Regions from separate parts of the Mus musculus genome. Here region 2 is linked to region 1. The links are chromatin contacts, found by Hi-C in ENCODE. All regions are on one chromosome and are shown on one strand. Each heading gives the region's core, a stretch centred on a gene start or an enhancer-like site at or near the end of the contact. The rest is flanking DNA. Distances are from core to core; before and after follow the strand shown.

Region 1 (3,405 bases), core at 384-2,883:
CTGGGTCCTGGAGGTCAAAGCCAGCAAGCCCACCTCTTTCTCCGTCTCTCTTTGTCTCCTCTGTCTGCAATGTCCTGCCCAGAATGAGAGAGGAAAAAGGAAGTGGGCCACCCTGCTGGCAGTGAGGACCCATGCGCCTCTCCTCCCTCCCATAGTCCCCTTCCACCCACAGCTTGGCATACAAGGGGACACAGCAGATGGCGCCGGGTGTAACAAGAGCCCCTCCCCCCAAGATCCGATCGCACCGGAACTTCTTCCGCTCCCCAGTTTATTATTAGGACCTGGGCAGATGGCTCCAGCCTGTCACTTACCCTTCTCCTCACATCTCTAAAGGAAAGGGGCACAGAGGCCTCTGATGATCAACCTGATGGAGCTGTTTTGGTTTTTTTGACTTTGGGACAGAGTCTCCTGTAGTCGAGGCTGGCCTCAAACTCAGTATGCTGCCAAGGCTGGCCTTGATCTCCTGATCCTCCTGCCTCCACCTCCAAAGTGCTGGGATTAGAGGCATGTGCTACCATATCCGGTACTTCATGCAGGCTAGGCCAGCACTACCCACTGATACATACCTATCCCACACCCACACACACAACAGAGTTGAAACCCTGCCTACGCTGTGATTACCCCACCCATACCCCACTTCTAGGATCAGGAACCAGCAACCAGCAACCCAGAGGAACATTTTATCATATCAGAACTTGAATGCTACCTGCCCAGAGGCACTTAGGAGTGGGGACATTAGCAGACAAGCCCCAAAGGGTTGTTAGGCCCACTGTGTCCCAGAAACTGCGAGGTCCTATGTGGAATTCCAGGTTCTCCATTCACATTCTTGCCCAGCCTCTAACGGACCTCAGGTACATCTGTGCTGCTCTCTGGAGCCTCAGTTCCCCATCTAGACAGTGGGGAGGGCCACGCCCTCCCCTAATCTGCATAATCCCCTCCCACTTCCGTGGACCAGTAATTCCTGTTGTACACTGGAGAGAATTTAGTAACTGAATTTTAACCTGGGGAATCTAGGTCAGCCAGTTCCATGGGGCTCTATGAATCATACTAGCATGGGGAGAGAAACCATAAACACCAAAACCTCAAGGCTTAGCCAGACCAGAAGATGTCACTGGATCGCGTCCTATCACACCAGACAGGAAGAACTTTTCATGAGACAATTTGAAATGAAATTTCTGGGGACTTATAAATCATGAGAGTTGTGGCAGTGTGAATGTCTAAGTCGATTTGGCATACAAACAAGCGCCTACTGTGTGCTTAGTGTTGTGGGGAACTGAGCTGTGGTTCAGCCACCCTCACGACGTGATCAATTTGTTTTAAAAAGAAAACAAAAGGTGGGCGTGGTGGTGCTGGCCTGAGTGACGCGGGAGGTGGAAACAGGAAGATCATGAGGTCAAGATCTTTGGCTGTAGCTTTACTTCAAGGTCAGTCTGTGCTGTAAGTGAATGGATACGTAATAAATAAATACACAGTCGCTTGAGAGCACATATAGCTCTTTGAGTTTGGGGAGCGTTTATGGTGGCAGTGGCTGGTTCCTGCCTCACCTCTGCTCATCCCCGGCAGGGGGCGCTGTGTGTACCCTAACTTACCACCCACGGCTCCCGCGGCTCCCGGTAGTGGCGGCTCGTGTGTCTAAGTGGCAGCCAGCTCCGCACCCCGCGTTCTCCGCCCTGGAACCCGCGCCTTTGTGACAGCGGCGACTCGCGTTCTCTAAGGACAGCCGAGACAACCGGACCCACGGAGAACCCGCATTTTACCAGAGGGGACAGGGCAACGCATTCCTGGGCTACCCTCAGCTGCCCTGTGTCAAACACCTTGGCCACCTTGGCCACCAAGCCAGCTTCCATTCCCTCCCTCCCTGGGTTACTACTCTCTTTCCTCTCGCTTCACCATTAAATACCTCCTTTCTGTTACACAGTGACCTAAAACGACTTGTTTTCAGAGTTTGGAGATTAAACCTGGGGCAGGTTAGGCAATGACTTTACCCCGGTCCGCCCTTCACCATCTGGAAGTTGCCCTCGGGTCCTGCTGTTTCGGCTGCTCTCCACTGTCTGCCACTGGGTGGGCAGTGGTTAGAAACATGCCTCTCTGGCGAAGGTTTCCCATCGCGGTTCTTCCTGGGTGCAGAACTCGGCCCTCTTGCCAAGAAGAACGAGCCCCACCCCACCCCCACCCCCCCACCCCCGCCACGGCCCCTCGCGTGCGCCCCCAGTGTAGCCTAGAGCAAACAAAGCTGCCAGCGGTAAACAAATGGAACCAGCACACACAGCAAGACAGTCTCCACGGCGGTCAGATACCCAAATCAGCCCATCCTTCCCAGTCAATGCTTGGACTAGGAACGTTAAGAGACTAACTGGTGCCAGGCAGTGGATCTATCGATGCCTTTAATCCCAGCACTCGGAAAGCGGAGACAGGCAGATCTCTGAGTTCAAGGCCAGCCTGGTCTACAGAGTTGAGTTCCAGGACACCCAGAGCTACACAGAGAAACCATGTCTGGGGGCAACAGCGGGGGTGGGGTGCATTATTTCCTGGAGTCTGCCACAGGGGTGGGCTTATAATTACTGGTCGTGGTCTCAAAGGCACCAGAGGAGCTTCCCACAGCCCAAGGTTAGAGAAGAGGAAGGTGCTTTGCTGTCGCTGAAAAGGAAATAGGAGATATGCTGCCTCTGTTGGTTGCTGGCAGCCCTGTTGCAAGCCTAAGGGAGACCAGTGGCTGATGGTCTACAATGTTGGCTAGCTCCTCAGATAGTGACTGCGGGTATAGGGTAAGTATAGGGCACCCCTCCCCGGTCATCGGCCCCTGGGAAAACCTGGAGCTGCAACTTCAGGACTTTTATTAGAAGCCAAAAGAGTGGACTCTGAGTCACAGTTCTGACCCACGGTAGAGTCGTCTCAGAACTTCCCGAGTCTGTTAATTACGAGTCATTCAAACCCAAGCAACTGTCTACATCCTACAAGACCCTTATCTAGCAGTGTGCTTAGTGATAAAGAACATGGGTTAGGCCGGGCAGTGGTGGCGCATGCCTTTAGTCCCAACACTTGGGAGGCAGAGGCAGGTGGATTTCTGAGTTCGAGGCCAGCCTGATCTACAGAGTGAGTTCCAGGACAGCCAGGGCTATACAGAGAAACCATGTCTCGAAAAAACCAAAACCAACCAAACAAACAAAAAACATGGGTTAGGATTATCCCTTCCCAGAACAGTGGATGCAGAATGGCCAGTCAGTCCCCTGAACATGACACCAACCTGGCGGGCTCTGGGGGCCTTAGGAATTGTACAGAGCCTGTCTGAAGGGTAGGTGGGTGCCTTGATCACTTGCCCCCCACCCTGAAAACTACCACCCCTGGAGAATGTTCTCCACTCGCTCTGTGATATACGTGCCTCTCTTCCACACCCCAGTTTGAATT
Region 2 (3,405 bases), core at 534-3,033, 480 kb after region 1:
GGTCAAAGCCGCTTGGGCGCCTTGAGACCTTGTCAAAATCACAGCAACAAAACTGAACTGCTATTCCTGAGCACTGCCCCACACTGTAAGCCCAGAAGTGAGGCGGCTGAGAAAGAAGGAGGCAAAGTTTAAGGCCAACCTGGGCTGCACTATAAGACCCTCTTAAACTAGAAAAGGTGAGGTGGACAAGACGACAAAGTCATCTCAATGCTTTCTTAGTTAAAACTATGAGACAGATACTGTTTCACTCAAGACATAAAGTAAGCCCTGAGCATCTTACTCCACCCCCCCCAACACACATGCTCGCGCGCTCTCTCTCTCTCTCTCTCTCTCTCTTTCTCTCCTTTTAAAACAGGTTTTGCTGTGTAGCCTTAGCTGGCCTGGAACTCACGGTGTAGACCAAGCTTCTCTCTCCTGAGTGCTGGAATTAAAATCAAGAGCCACCAAGTCTGGCATGAAATGGGTTCTTTAATTGGGTGGGTGAAGCTTACATTTAGAAGACATTTGGAAGAAAGGAAGGAAGGAAAGGAGGAAGGAAGCTAGAAGGAAGGAAATAAAGTTGTTCTAAAAGATAAGAAAGGATGGCACAACCAGTATGGTTGCTAAATTTAAGGTTTCTTTTTAAGTTTATATATAAAGACTATCTCAGGGATAGTAGTGTGCAATTTTAATCTCAGTGCTAGGAGGCAGAGGCAGGAGGATTTCTGAGTTTGAGGCCAGCCTGGTCTACAGAGTGAGTTCCTGGCCAGCCAGGACTCTACAGAGAAGCATTGTCTCAAAAAACAAGCCAGAAATAAATAAATTACAGAGAATATCTTTACTTTTTAAAAACTTGGGAGGCTCAAGTTTTCAACTGTAAAAATATAATACACATCCTTATATCCACATATATTTAAACTAATTTAGAAGTTGTCCATACGGCTTTTTCTTCTCTGAGAAACACAAAATCAAACCAAATATCTGGATAAGCAAGAAAATGTTGCCAAGAGAAGAAAAGGGGAGGGGCTCACGATTATTACAGGCAACTTAATGGTTGCTAAGGGTGGGGAACCATAATTAAACTCATTGGACCTCCAAAAGAAAAGGGGAGTGAGGTGGGGGCAAAAAAGTCGAAGGGAGAAGGGTTAGGAAATGGATTCCGTGGGAGCAGGAAAGCGAAGAGCGAGAAACGGGGATGGGGTGATGGAATACACTATATGTATGCATGTGTGAATACAGTGGTACCCATTATGCGCAACTAATACACGCCAAGTTTCCAAACTTTTTTAAGAAAAGAAATGAGCTGCGTTGCCCCACCAGCTTTCAGAGGACAGAGATGCTCTTGAACCAGGTAGGGCTGTCGCTGCCCGCCGGGCGCTGCGCGCTAAAATTAGCAAAAGCAATTACTCTCCCTCTTCCAGCGCAACCGGCCGAGCTAATTCACCAGCACTCACCCACTGCAGCACCCAGGGGGAGCCGGGGCAAGAATTAAAACCAGGACGCGCGTGGTATCCGGCCCAGCCGGGGCAGCGCGCGCAGGCCTACGGCCTCCTGCGACGCCCGGAGACCGAGGGGGACCCGCGCGGCCGACCCCCCGCCCCCCGACAGGCCCTGCTGCCGCCACCGGCCGGGAGCGGGCGCAGCTTGACGGGATTCGGGGGTTCGCGGAGTTCCCGACCGCGAGTTGGCGGGGGTTACCTCAAATCCTCCTCACGAAACCACCTCCCCACCCTCGGGAGGCACTGGGGCGCTTGCGGGTTCTTAGAGACCGCTCCTTGGCAACGGTTGCCATGCGGTGACGTCACTTCCTCTGGCTCGGGGAGGAGGGGGGCGCGCGCACACCGGAGGGCGGAGCCTCGGGCTGGAAAGCTTGGCCCTGGTACCTGGGGTTCCGAACCTCTGCAGAAAGCCTAGGGTGACTCTGGCTGTTATTCCCACTTAGACTCCTGCTGATAATAACCTTTGCGAACCGTCTACCGTTCTCACCTTGACAAAGGGCTTAACCTGTGCTGTTTGCGTGTGCTGTTTCATTCATTCATTCATTTATTTACCAAACTTGGGGCGACTTGTTTGAAGCAGGACTGGATAGGGTTTGGGGTCAGAAAGCATTGGGCGTGGTTTCCGAATTTAGGTTTTCGACGAAAGAATCTCCAGGTTAAATCATGCATGGAACAATTATAAACTATGGATTGAGAGACCCAGACATGGAGAGGAGAGACAGACCGGGACAAATGGAGGCCTACTCTGAAAACTAGGTTAGATGCTCAGACATCCTTGGAGAAACAGTAAATGTAATACCAGACTTGCCACAACCTCAAGCTAACAAATGATAAATTAGGCATTCCATACTGCTGACTGCTGGAAATGCAATAGAGAACAAGACCCAATAGGGTTGGTTCTGTCCTCACAGAGATGATGGGGAAAGAGAGGCAATATAGTTAAACAGCCCAGGACGGAGAGAAATGTACCAAGATGTCTCAGTGATGACAGAGTATGTGTGACGTTTACTGGGGGACAGGGATGGCTGAAGGAATCATACTGTCATGTCTCCATTAGACAGAGCGCTGTTTAAAGACCAGTAAAAAGAATCCAAATGACCTGTTGAGGTAGCTCAACTGGTAAAGGCGCTTGGCACACAAACCTAGAGACAGGTTCCACAGAGACAGATTGTGGTGTCCCCACCTGCTACAGACGAAAGGAGGAACTGACTTCACCCTGTGATTCCTTGGTGGGATTCACTGAGGAGTCTAAGAAGACATTCCTAGCAACAGTTTTACAGCATAGAGACCTTGCTTATTCTGTCTGAAACAAACTGTGGGTAGCTTTTCTTTTCCCCCCAGAGACGCCTGGTCAAGTCTGGTATGTAAGCTCCTAATGGTACCTTCTAACTGAACTGTGTTTGAGATTTTGAATAGATTTCTAACAGGCTCTAACAGCGGTTCTGAAAGCTTGTCACTTCTACCTCACCTCCCGCTCCACCCCCTCTTCCTCCACCTCCTCATCCTGTTCTCCTATAGCCTGTGCTAGGAAAGAACTCTACCACTGAGTTACACCTCCGACCTTGCTTTTTATTTTATTACATCATTAATTTATTGTGTGTAGGAGGGCCGGGCCCGTTGTGAGCAAGGCCACCCCTGGGCATGTGGGCCTGGCCGATGTAAGAAAGGTAGCTGAGAATCTCAGGAGAAGCAGGCCAGTAAGAAGTATTCCTTTGTGGTTCCTGCTTCAAGCTCCTGCCTTTTCTTTCCTGATGACGGACTATGATCTGTAAACTAAGTAAATCATTTCCTCCCCAAGTTGTTTTTGGTCATGGTAGTTTATTACGGAAATAGAAAGCAAACTAAAACAGGTGCTTAGATGCTGTGTCATTGGGAAGTTCATATCACTCCTGTATGACTTAATCTAAGAGTTCACTGTCATCTTGAC

The links. A loop is a pair of places that touch in the nucleus more often than their neighbours do.
Region 2: a loop to region 1 is called in a map of gastrocnemius, with 2.4 times the contacts of the local background. The contact joins the promoter of Ift81 here to the promoter of Ccdc63 in region 1. A Hi-C loop is called at or near these places in 2 of 37 maps with a recorded cell type or tissue (gastrocnemius and v-Abl transformed pro-B cells).

The regions. Positions count from the first base shown.
Region 1 is chr5:122,130,332-122,133,736 of GRCm38, forward strand. Ccdc63 (coiled-coil domain containing 63) reads right to left here and starts at 1,634. Exons shown (of 12, transcript NM_001384199.1): 1 at 1,590-1,634; 2 at 1-74.
Region 2 is chr5:122,612,761-122,616,165 of GRCm38, forward strand. It overlaps Ift81 (intraflagellar transport 81), which reads right to left and starts at 1,784. Exons shown (of 19, transcript NM_009879.4): 1 at 1,678-1,784.